Linked DNA regions of Homo sapiens: region 1 is linked to region 2. Evidence: chromatin contacts called from ENCODE Hi-C or POLR2A ChIA-PET data. All regions are on one chromosome and are shown on one strand. Each heading gives the region's core, a stretch centred on a gene start or an enhancer-like site at or near the end of the contact. The rest is flanking DNA. Distances are from core to core; before and after follow the strand shown.

Region 1 (6,272 bases), core at 267-2,766, 80 kb before region 2:
ACTCTTTGAGGCCAGAAGCAGTGTCTAACTGCTTCCTTCCTCTTTTTGTTCACAAAAATCTTTTAACCACTCCCTCTTCTGTGTCAGATGCATAAATAGTTGTTCTCTTCTGTACTATCTTCTAGAAAGTTGTTCTAAGTTGGACATGAGCTAGAGTTAAATCATGTCCATGAGAGAACATTGCTTGTCATTCTAGCCTGGTACTCTTGCCTTATTTAATTGATGGTGACATTTTAGGGATCACAAGTAGGCAAGAGAGAGAAATTTGGGGGGCAGGAGGTGTAAAGCTGGTCTAGAACAATTCCCACTCGCACTTAGAATCACCTCACGAAGCAACCTCGGACCCCACTTTAGTAAAAGCCACCCACGGTGCTTAGATCTGTTGAAGAAACATCATCTCCTGCACCCAACAAAGGCGATCTGACACAAAATTAGTGTGACCTGTTTCAATCAGTTGTAAGTAATATTTTTATGTCCTAAAGCAAAATATCTGTAATGCCCTGAAATTTTGAACAAAAATAAGATTTTGGTTTTGGTTTATACACATAAGCACAAAGCTACCTCTTTTCAGGGGTTGAACCTTTATATTTGTCTTAATTGCATTTTTACAAATATGATTTGCCCATATTACAGCAGATTTGTAAAGGGGCAGGTAAGCAAAGATGAGGAAGACAAGAAATAAATAAGCTGGGAGGCTAAAGAAAACTAACATGAGTACCGTATGCATGATGGTTTAGTAGCAATTTTTCATAAGCATTTCATTTGAGGCATAGAGCAGGTAAGTATTCTCCTACTCATTCTACAGATGGAGAAATCAAGGTGCAGGGGGGTTATATGGCTCTTCTTCAGAGCTTGAGGCTTTTTGGATGCCACACTTAGTGTCTATTCATACTGCCTCTCGTGGAAGGGAGCGAGGGGTAAGGCTGGGGAAGAAAGGGGTGCAGATGAACTTGGGGTAAATGCAGAAGACTGCTGGCACTGGGTCAGCAGGGGACAAAGCCAGAGCAGTTGTTGCAAGCGCCACCACCACTCCCGGAAAAGGCTGACAGGGCAGCCACCTGTGCACTCCTGGTCTGCTCTCAGCCCACTCTCTGTGAGCTCATCCCCACTGTGTGAGCTGATCTGACCCACTCACCAGGAAACACCTCACTGCAGTCGCCTCCAGCACCCCTTGCAGAGAGGCCCCTCTACCACTGCTCCCTCCTCCTGTTTCTTATGTTCTCCTCAGAAGCCACCACCCAGGACTTTGCAATGAAGGTTTTGATTTCGTCTGAGATTGCCCCCAGCCCCCCTGCCTGGGGCCCTGCCCTGCTCCTGCTGGCTGACATCGCTGGCCACTGCTCCCTGAGCTGGGTCAGTGCACAGCCTGGAGTGATTCCTGATGACGCTGGGAAATGGACCTATGACCCCTGCTTGTGAAGGGTCAGTGAACTTTCTGGTGGTGCACAGGGTGTCAGAACAGTGTCAGCAGGGCCAGCGGGGGAAAGTGCTGACAACTGTAGGCCCAGGCAGGACCGGCTCCTCCCTCGGAAGACTGCAAGCAGTGATAGCCATCTGTCCTTATCTCCGCCCCTCCAGCTCCCACAGCCATCCAGCTGACTTCCAATAGACAAATGGAAGTCAAGGGTGTCTGAAATTAACCAGTCATCTTCTCCAGGCCATTTTCTCATGGAAAGGGATTAACCTAAAGAAGGATGTGTGTTTTCTGGAAGGATAATAAATCTCTGCTCCTCTTGGGTTTTTCCTCCATTTTTCTCTTCCTTTTGTTACTTACACTCTTGCACCTATTCTAGGCTTTTCCACTTATATTTACTTTTCTATTTATACATTGAATTGAATACACAATTATGCTCTCATAGTGTATCTCTAAATACTACTCTATTCAAATACTATGTGTTAAAGTCTGTGCCAGGCACTGTCCCAAATACAATGAGAATTGGATCTGGTACACAAATAACCTCACTACAGATAGGGGGCAATAAATGTCATAAAAGGGATGCAAAGACATGGCTATTGGGGTGTAGACAAGAGTAGACCACTAGCAGATGAAGTGATTGGAGATGGTCAGGAAAATATGACATTTTAGCTGTGCAGTGAATTGGGTAGTAATAGGCAGAGAGAGTACAGCATTGAGGTCTTTTGCAGGATCTGGTGCAAAGTGGACGTTCCACAAATTCCAGGCAGAAAGGACAGCATAGGTAATAATGTAGAGACACCAAACAACAAGCAGCCTTGTTTTTACTGATGAACTGATTCGTTTGGGAAATGTTTGCTACTGTGCAGCAGGCATGGTTCTCAGTGTTAGGAATCCAGGAATAAACTGAGCACACAAAGTCCCTGCCCTCAAGGAGCTTGTGCTTTAATAGCAGGAGAAAGACACGAAACAAATACCATAATATGCCAGGTGCTGTTAGGCACTGAAAATAAAATTAAAGCTGGCCAGGTGCAGTGGCTGACGCCTATAATTCCAGCACTTTGGGAGACCGAAGCATGCAGATCACTTGAGTCCAGGAGTTCTAGACCATCCTGACCAACATGATGAAACCCTATCTCTACTAAAAATACAAAAGTTAGCCAGGTGTGGTGGTGCACGCCTGTAATCCCAGCTACTCGGGAGGCTGAGGCATGAGAGTTGCTTGGACCCAGGAGGTGGAGGTTGCAGTGAGCTGAGATCATGCCACTGCACTCCAGCGTGGGCAGCAGAGTGAGACTGTGTCTCAAAAAAAAAAAAAAAAAAAAAACAAATAAATAAATAAAAGCAGGATAAGGGGCAGAGAGTGACAAAGGACATATTTTTAAGAGGGTCATCAGGGAAGCCCTTCTAACAAACAAAAATCTTCTGGAAGTGACAGGGGCCACCATGCAGGTGTTGGGGGATGTAGCACCACAGGTGGAGCGACTAGCACTCTTAAAGGGCCTGCAGAGGGAACAGCAGAGTGTATCCAATGAACACAAATGAACCAACGTGGCAAGTTACCAAGCAGGTGAATTATAGAGATGAGGTTAAAGAGACCCTCAGGGCCAGATCATACGGGGCTTGGTGCACCACAGTAATGACTTGGGATTTTATCTTGAGAATGTAGAGCAAAGCATGAGCTCATTCACGTTACTGAAGGACAACTCTGGCTGCTGCAAGGAGAATTGACTATAAAATAGGTTGAAGCTGGGGATCAGCTATGAGTTGTAGGGGGTACCTTTTCCTGGAGTGTGGTACATGAATCCAGTATATAAGTTTATTTTTCCAGGAAATAAATCTAGAGAAGTAACTTGGAACCAGACCATGAGGGTTCCATCTTGAGAGCCAGGTTAATAAAATTAGACTTGGTTTCACTGACAGTGAGGGTCCACTGGGAGATTTCAGCAAAACAAAACGATCATTGTTTAGTTTCTGAAAGATACAAGGGAACTCTGGGCTCTGCCCCTGAGACTTGAGTGATGTGAGTCCTGCTTCTACCAGTCATCAGCTCTTAAACCTTGGGCAAGCATTGAACCAGCCTAAACTCTTGTTTCATTATCTGTGGTTAATTCATCTGTTCCTTTGCTCGTTATACTGCACAGGGCTATTAGGAGGACAATGTGGTAGGAATACACATGCAAGCCTTCGGTAAACTGTGGCACAGAATTAGGCTTCAAATCCTGGCCACTCGGACTCTGCTGTATCCTGCAGCCTGGACAGGAAGACTTGTGAGTTCTCTGGAGAGCTTATAGATGCTGCTACAGGCTGCTGCAATGCTAGGAGGAGGGATAGGTGTGGGAGATGAAAGATTGCCCTGGTGCAGGAAGAAGCAGTAGAAGGAGCACTGTTACAGGAGACATGGAAATCTCTGCCAAAAGGAAAGAAACCAAATGAATATCGCAGTTGGGGACGGGGCAAAGAAAGGCTATACCAAAGAGGGCTGTTGAAGTCAGAAACCTGACAGCTTGGATATTATAACTGAGGAATAGGAAAGAATCAAACGGTAGGGTTTTTCACTTCAAAGACAGGAAGCAGGATGAGTGATGACAGATAGGGGACCTATGGGAAGGGAGGTCATTTAGGAGGGAAGATACTAAGCACTGGGCATTTGCAGCCCACAGCACCACCAGGACAGATAGTGAGAGCGATCTCATAAGCAGCTGGGCACAGGGGTTGGCGCCCAATCTGTGTTGAGTTTAGCTGAATTGACTGTAGTCACATAAGAAAGTAACACTGGAGATGACGATTTGGATGGCGTCATAGAGTAAATGAAGGGTCTGCAGAGGAGATGGGGGAGAAGAAAGAGAGCTAAAGATAGAGACGTGAGGGCCAGGTGCGGTGGCTCACGCCTGTAATCCCAGCGCTTTGGGAGGCTGAGGTGGGCGGATCACCTGAGGTCAGGAGTTTGAGACCAGCCTGACCAACATGGAGAAACCCCATCTCTACTAAGAATACAAAATTAGCCAGACATAGTGGCGCATGACAGCAAACCCAGCTACTCGGGAAGCTGAGAGAGGAGATTTGCTTGAACCTGGGAGGTGGAGGTTGTGGTGAGCCAAGATCACGCCATTGCACTCCAGCCTGGGCAGCACGAGCAAAACTCCGTCTAAAAAAAAAAAAGTCCAAGATCAAACAAGGGCTGGAAAGAATGAGAGGTCAATCAAACCACTGAATTCGAATTGGGGAGAGAGGGCAGGCAAAGAGTAGAGGGGAGAAAGTTGGGGGAAGTGAGAGACAGAGAGAGGAGGAAGAAGAGGAGAGAGAAGGAGATCAGAGAAGCTTTTGAAAGTGCAGGTCCCATCCAGAGGTGGTGGTGGGAATTTCAGGGATTGAAGAAGGGAATAAATGGGTGAAAGAGTGGGGTCTTCAAACACAGGCTTGAAGACTTGAGCAAGAAAACGACAGAGCAGGACAGAAGGCAAGTAGCTAGGGATATAAGTTTAAGCAAGGGATCGCCTTTTGGGATCCCTAAATGTATCAACAGAGAAAGAGAAGAAAAGACTAGAGGCGTCCAGCAGCAGCTGGCAGTCCTGAGCATGGAACTGGCCATCTGCACTCTAAGCAGGGATTCCTTCCCTGCAGGGTCTTGTATCTCTTGGTGTTTTCGACTTGGGGCAGTAATAAATTATATTAAAATATCTTATGTGACTAAATGTTCCCATTAAGGTAAACTGACATAAACAAATACTGATTTATAACCAGAAAATGAAAACCTTAGCATCATGAAATAATCTTTCTTTCATCCTTGTGCCTACATCAGCTGCTGACAATTCCCAAGACTTCATCACAGACCTTTGATCCCAGCCACTAATCTTAAATGGTTCCAGCCTCATTCTGGCACCTCATTCCTCATAGTTTTAATGAACTGGGGCCTCTTGACATCTCTTGGATATATGGCTCCATAGATCCCCCCCCTTCCAGAAACAAAGTATTTTGTTTTCATTATCAGCTGATGAATGAAGGAATTGACTTCCGAGCAGAATATACCCACGCACACTCACTCTGTGTTGATTTGGAATCAACAAGCTCTCCTGCTCAATGCTAAGGGAAGTAATCACATTTTAGAGTCTTGCAGTCTAAAACCTTGAAACTATAACCACAGTGCAATAAAAACCATACAGTTTTTCCCTATGGTTATGTGAGGTCTTTTAGGGGTGCCCTCCCCTGACCTATGTTTCACAACATGAAAAATCCATGATTTTCAGAGATTCAGTAAGTGTTCCGAGAATGGACTTTATTGTATCTTAAACATACATTCCTTTTACTCAGTTGTAGTCAACGAAGGATTCCTGAGATGAAGTGCATATGTATGTCTACACATTTTTGTTTGTTTGTTTTTAAGGCAGGGTCTTGCTCTATTACCCAGGCTGGAGTGCAGTGGCATGATCATAGCTCACTGTAACCTTGAACTCCTGGGCTCAAACAATCCTCGCACCTCAGCCTCACTAGTTGCTAGGACTATAAGTGTGCCCCAGCAAGCCTGGCTAATGTTTGTGTATGTGTAGGGACAGGTCTCGCCATGTTGTCCAGGCTGGTCTCAAACTCCTGGTCTCAAGTGATTCTCCAGCCATGGCCTCCCAAAAATGCTGGGATCACAGGTGTGAGCTGGCATGCCCAGCTATACACATTTTGAAAGAAAGCCACACATTCCTTTCATGGCTTAGTGAGAAGGACAAACGACAACAAAAATATGGACTGCACTGCTTACCTACAAAACCATAGACTGTTTTCCTTAAACTGATGTGAGCTCATTAAGATGCCTGATTCCTCTGGGACTTCGGGTCACCAGCTAATCACATCATATTTCAGTCCAACA
Region 2 (6,629 bases), core at 4,130-6,629:
ATTATCATACATAGCAGGTGAAAGTATAAATTGTTACGTTTCTTTTGAAAAGCAATCTGGCAAGATAAGCAAATAGAATTAAAATAATTGAACCAGCACACAATTCTTTATTTATGAAATTACTCTATAGAATATAAACGTAGGTCCCCCAGGATATATGTGAAAATATGTTGAAGCATTAGCTGTAGTTGCAAAAGAGTGCAAAAAGTTGAAGTCCCATCAATAGGAAAAAGATTGAATAAACAGGGACATATCCATGCCATAGAAGCTGTTGAAAATGCTGGCATTTTACAATTATATTTATTGTGATGGTTTTCATACTGGTGAACTCTGAAAACCATCTAAAACTTTAACCATATGGTTTGTAGTAATTAATTATGTACAGCCAGCAAATAAAACCCTCTGTAGCCATAAAAATTCGCTGGACATACTCCCAGCAACTTAGGAGGCTGAGTTGGGAGGACTGCTTGAGCCCAAGAGCTCAAGACCACTCTGGGAAACACAGCAAGACCCTGTCTCGAGAGAGAGAAGAAAAAAAGGCATGTAAGTATAGCTATTTTCATGTGGTGTTTAGAGTGTCTCTTGTTAAAGTGAAAATCAGTTTACAAAATAGCAGTTATTTTTATTTAAATCTCAAAGTCTTATAGGACTATCAGATGCTGTATAAATATAGTGAAGACTATCAAAAATCAATCACAATTTAATCCTAAATAGCATATTCATAAAATCATTTCAGTTAAAATTGGTCAATAAACAGAAATGCTCCGTTTTATCAAAAAGATCCAACACTGCCTCAAGGTTCTTAGAAATTTTTAGTAAGATAAGAAAATGAAATTACATTATAAACATTGAAAACTAGAGCTTACTGATTATACTACCATGTAGCTATAAACATCTGAGACTAATAATTGAATTAATAAAAATCATGTTAGGTTTTTAGATATAACCTAAATATTCAAAATCAATATTCCCCCACCTCCAATTTAATCAAAAAGCACCAAAAAGAAATGGCTAAAATATCCCACTTATCATACAGACAGAAACCCTAAAACATAGAGGAGTAACAAAAATACACTGGATTTCAAAGAAGAAAACAATAAAATCTTATTAAAGGACATGAAAGAGTTTCCAAACTAGTAGAAAAATGTTACATATTCCTGGGTGGGAAGCCTTACTACAATAAAAATATTGATATCCCTAAATTAGCATTTGGACATAATGCAATTCCAGTTAGAATTCCATCAAATATTTAAATTAGATTAAAGGATCTTAAAATTTATAGAGGAGAATAACTATCTGTGGTCAAGATACTTTAGAAAAATAATTGCCTTACCAAATATGGGAAAACTCTAAAGCATTGTAATCGCATCAATAGGGTATTCATCTAGGAATAAATAAATAAGAGTGAGACAGAAAGAAGAATGCAAAAATAAAGGCAAATAAATAGAGCATAGCTAATAATTTAAGTGAGATTTAAATTTAGTGGGAAAAGAATGGATTATTTAAAATAAGCACTGCTACTATCTGTAAAATAAAATTGGGCGCCTACTTACTTCATATAAAAAATAAATTCCAGATGGCTTATAGACTGAATGCCAAAAGAAGTAAATAAATAAAATAAGCAATAATTTCTGCAGAAAAATCTAGGAAAATCTGTCTAATATTGGGAGAGGAAGATGTTATTAACAAAGACTAGAAACTCAGAAGGTAGAAAATTAAAAACACATATTTGACCCATACAAATTGTACACTTTTAAAAACGGACAAAACAGCAGATCTGGAAAAATACTTCTAAGGCAGAGAATAGTGTCTTACAATATCTGTAATACACAAAAAGATCTCAGGAATTGATGAAAAGGGAAATGCACTCTAACAGAAAAGTGAGTAAAGAAGATGAATAATCACTTCACAAGAATAAATCCACACAGCTAAGATGAATATGGAAAATGATCAAACCACTAATTGTCAGGGGGAGTCAAATTATAATAACAAGTCACCTTTCATCCATACAGGCATGTTTATGTGTGTGGGTGTGTGGAATTAGATAAACTTAGAAAAGTATGGAAAGATAATTATGAGGTTGTCTGAGTAGTTCATATGAGATGATGGGTTAAAAGGTGGGATGGAGAATCAAAGGAAAAAAGTAAAGAAAAAAGACTAAATTTGAAAACACTGCATTTAAGTAAATTACATCTATTTCTTGAATAAAAAATGTTTAAAGATTAAATCAATAAGCGTCTCTAAGAAGTACAGTGTTAAGGCCTCAGGCCCCGGCACCAGGCCCCTTATTGACCTTGACCCCTCATGGTCTATGTGACCTTGGGCAATTCATTCATGCAACAGAAAATGGGGATAATAATGGCACATATTCATATGATTGTTTTTAGGATAGGTTGAAATTATAAACTTAATTGACTTGTCACAGTTCCAAGTACTGTGCGTAATAAATGCATTGCAAATGTCAGCTACCATTATTACCGAACAAGTGTAATCTTGAACAAAGACTTACTGTACTTTTTAAAGCAACTTACTTGATGAAAGTTAGCATATGTTTACAAATTCTTTTCTCTTCCATCAAAGAAATGGAGACTGAGGACTAGAAATGATAAAAACGAAATGCTAGGACCCGCCACCAATTGTAGAATTCACATAAATGATGACAAAACTGCTCCAAAATTATAATGGAAGTCAATGAGAAGATAAGAGAATAAAAACTTAATTTTCTGCAACTTTCCAAAATCATAACTATTTTTTAAAGTAAGGAACATCTGCTCAATACTGAAAATTATAGTTTCTTTTAGCAACAGAAATTAGTACAGTATCCTATCATCATTAATGCTCCTGTAAGCTCCTTCCCTGTCACCTGGACTGCCTGACTTGGTAGCGCCTGCTATTTATGCCCCAGCCACTTAACTGCTTAGCAGTTTTCCTTACTGTAAAAGTACAAGAACCCACTTAGCACAGCCCAAACCTTCTTCATGGTGTGCAACAATCTCATGGCATCTCCTACAAGTTTCCTAGTTATCCCAAATTAGCCATTTATCCATAGACAGTGTCAGTTCTCAAGCTTTAATAAGAATCATTGGTAAGCGTGTTAAATACAGATTCCTGGGCAATCACTGTAAACACTGGATTTTGTAAGTCTGTGGTGGAGCACAGGAATCTGTGTTTTTCAACAGATCACTTAGGAGATTCTCATACAAGTGATCCAATGACTGCACTTGGAAATGACTGCACTGCTTTAAGAATAGTGTAAACCTTGGAGCCTATTAGACATGCAGAATCTGGGGCCTTACCTAGGACCTGCTGAATTAGAACCTACATTTTAACAAGATCTCCAGGCGACTCATGTGCCTGTTAAGTTTTGAGAAGCACGTTAATTTTGAAAGAACATCCTCATTGTCTGAAATAACCTGGAAGAGTAAGTAGAGTCTTTCAGTTCCAAAGGTGTTCAGTTCAGTTCTAAAGAATCGCACGGAAGAATCACACAGAAGAAATGCATGGACTACATATTTTAGTAAGAGTTTTATCATTGCTTTCAGGTTTTAATTCAGTTTTACAGTTCTTGTTGAGAAATACCGTATACTAAACCTCATTCTCCAATTTGGTTGCCTTCTCGAGGACATAAGGGTTTCTTGCTGAGCTCTTTTTATCCTCTGTTTTACACAATTATTTTGGGAGGTTGCTGGCTCACCAGGGAAATAATGTGCTATTTTCTATACAATATAATTTTCCTAACTCTACATTTTACATATCGGGTTCATGCCCTCACTAAATTCAAACATTTTATTTGTTTGCTTAAGGCAAGACATTGGGGTCATTCCCCAAACAAGTATCTCATCTGATGAAATCAGGAAGGTGCTTCTGGTGTCAAAGGGAAGTGTCTCATCTCCAGGGAGGGACTCCAACTTTTTGGCCGGGGGAGCAAGAACATCTGTTTCAGTCGTGATCCGTCCTGTTGGCTGAGCTGTCGGTGGGGGTGTTTGGGATGCAGCCCTGGACCTTCATCGGAAGACACTGCTGTGGTCATCAAAGGATATTTGCCATGGAATCCAGGACACACCCATAGGGAATAAATACACAGTTATGAAAAAATGATTACCAATAAAATAGTGACCTAGAAAGGCCCACAAGCTGGCTCAGGCCCTGGCTTTTTCTCCCCTCTTCTATTTTTACTCATTGGAAATAGACAAGAACATTTCAGAAAGAACATCCTCACTGTCTGAAATAATCTGGAAGAATAAGTACAGCAGTTCAGTTCCAAAGGCATTGTGGATACTCCATGTGTATTTTCATCAGCTGGTAACAATTTCTTAAAAACAAGACTTGATATGTGGCATTTTGCTCCTCAAGTCCATTTTAAATTATCTGTCCTCTCACCTAACAGGTTATAGGGAACACCCAGGAGGCCATAGGTATGAGGAGAGGCAGAGGCTACAGTAGCTCAGAGATCAGCCACGTGGAGTTCTGAGGCACTGTATTAGTCTGTTTTCATGCTTCTGATAGAGACATACCCAAGACTGGGCAATTTACAAAAGAAAGTGGTTTATTGGACTTACAGTTCTACATGGTTGGGGAGGCCTCACAATCATGGTGGAAGGCAAGGAGGAGCAAGTCACATCTTACATGGATGGTGGCAGGTGAAAAGAGAGCTTGTGCAGGGGATCTCCCATTTTTAAAACCATCAGATCTCGTGAGACCCATTCACTGTCATGGGAACAGTAGGGGAAAGAAGATGATTGAATCATCTTCTACTGGGTCCCTCCCACAACACATGGGAATTATGGGAGCTACAAGATGAGATTTGGGTGGGGACACAGAACCATACCGTATTAGGCACCTTCTCATGTAGCTTACTTGAGGAGATTCCCTCTCCCCTCTACACACACACCTTCTCCAACCTGATCCCAAATGAAGCCTTTCCATAGCACCATCTATTGCAACTGGTCTGAGACCTTATGAATCGGTGGACCTAACATGCCCAGCTCATGGTCAGGGACTCCTCTTTCCTGGGACCCTTCTCGTTCCCACTGAAATTTATGTATCCAGTTTGAATCTATTTTCTAAACAATATAGCCATTGACCTTTTCTCTTAGGAAAATAACAATTAAAAACACAAAAATCTGCTCAGGCCGAATATAGCCTTCAGGAAATACCCTTAAGCTTTAACCAGTGCACAGCCAGTCACTTGGTGCTTGCTGTAAAGGAATTTATAATGGGAAAACAATGTTCCCCAGGAAACTGGTTTACTTTCAGACACGTTATTAGACAAAGGGAGTAAAGGAGAGTCAGGGAAGTGAGCCAAGAAACCTGTGGGGCCGAGGGCTGCATGGCTGAGTCACTATGTGGGCCTGGTGTGCCAGTCCAGCAAGAGTGGTGCGATTCTCTCACATCTGTGTCTGTCCCGAGCCAGAGACCTGACCTCCAGCAGACATCCTTAGAAGGGCGCCAGTCCAGTCTTCTCATTTCACAGAGGAGGAAGGTAAATTTCGAATCTCAGGGGACTTGCAGGGATCACCCTCGCAGCTAATGATGGTGCTGGAACCCTGTGCCACCAGAGGCACAGAATGTGGGAAGCCATGCAACCACAAGGAGGGAGGATGGAAGGACCTGAGGGGCCAGCAAGAAGGTGGGGCCAGTGAGAAGGCAGGGCCAATGAAAAGGCAGGTCAGTGAGAAGGTGGGGCCAGCAAGAGGGTGGGGCCAGTGAGAGGGCAAGTCCAATGAAAAGGCGGGTCAGTGATAAGGTGGGGCCAGGAAGAGGGTAGGGCCATTGGAAGGGCAGGGCCAATGAAAAGACAGGTCAGTGAGAAGGTGGGGCCCGAGAGAGAGGGTGGGGCAAGAGAGGGGTAGGGCCAGCAGAGGGTGGGACTAGTGATGGGGTGAGAAGAGTGATGGGGCAGGCCAAAGGCTGTATCTCTAATGTAGAAGAACCATTGAATTTTGAACAGGGATGTAAGGTTACTAGCTGTGAAATTTGAGGCACATCACCTAATGTCTCCAGTATTACCTGGAGCAGGCAACATCTTTTCCATCTACTAAACTTGGAACTTCTCAAGGGAAATTATGAGTCTTGGGATGTCATAAATGTCCACATACGAGGTGATTATGGCAGTCAGCCCTTGCATTAGCAGAGGTGAGTCCCATCACGAACCAGCAAGTCATCCTCCTGGTGTCATTTCTTCACCTACATACAATAAGGGTTGGATTAAATGAATTATGAGATCTTTTCCAATTCTAAAAAAAAATTCTGGTCCTGAGGTAAGTTTTCAAAATTTATTTTTAATTATTATACATTTAAAAAGAACAAAACATTTTGCTCTTCAATGGAGAGGAATCAGGCCAGACAGCTGCACAGGAAAAACAGATGTTTAAAAATACATTTTATGGATAAAGTGTATTTTTTTTTTCCTTTTCCTGGTTCCTTTTGACCTGTGGTTTTTTGGTTTGACCCTTGTTGTGAAAACAGAGCTGGATACACACGTATTTCTTAGGCTTCCTAAACTCCTGAAATAGAGCAATGCAGGAACACCTGCTGAGAACGTGGGGAGGGGGCAGGGGGCTGCAACCTTCCACATCCAGGAAGAAACCAGGCTGAGGTCTCTGTTCTGGAGCCATTAGTGACATGAC

Evidence for each region. Hi-C counts contacts between places; a loop is a spot of excess contacts on that map. ChIA-PET counts read pairs that join two places held with the same protein, here RNA polymerase II (POLR2A).
Region 1: a map of cardiac septum shows a loop between it and region 2 (1.8-fold over the local background). The contact joins two enhancer-like sites. A Hi-C loop is called at or near these places in 1 of 168 maps with a recorded cell type or tissue (cardiac septum). POLR2A ChIA-PET finds 5 or more read pairs at or near these places in 1 of 52 experiments (HEK293).

The regions. Positions count from the first base shown.
Region 1 is chr6:150,568,394-150,574,665 of GRCh38, reverse strand. It overlaps LOC124901429 (a long non-coding RNA gene), which reads left to right. Exons shown (of 2, transcript XR_007059810.1): 2 at 1,229-1,749. Among named protein-coding and RNA genes, the nearest start is that of PLEKHG1, 28 kb to the left of the region's middle. Within about 2 kb of position 1,516, at least 2 of the 41 ENCODE cell types and tissues checked have a DNase peak (open chromatin) inside an H3K27ac peak, as active enhancers do.
Region 2 is chr6:150,491,826-150,498,454 of GRCh38, reverse strand. No RefSeq gene overlaps it. Among named protein-coding and RNA genes, the nearest start is that of PLEKHG1, 100 kb to the left of the region's middle. Within about 2 kb of position 5,379, at least 7 of the 41 ENCODE cell types and tissues checked have a DNase peak (open chromatin) inside an H3K27ac peak, as active enhancers do.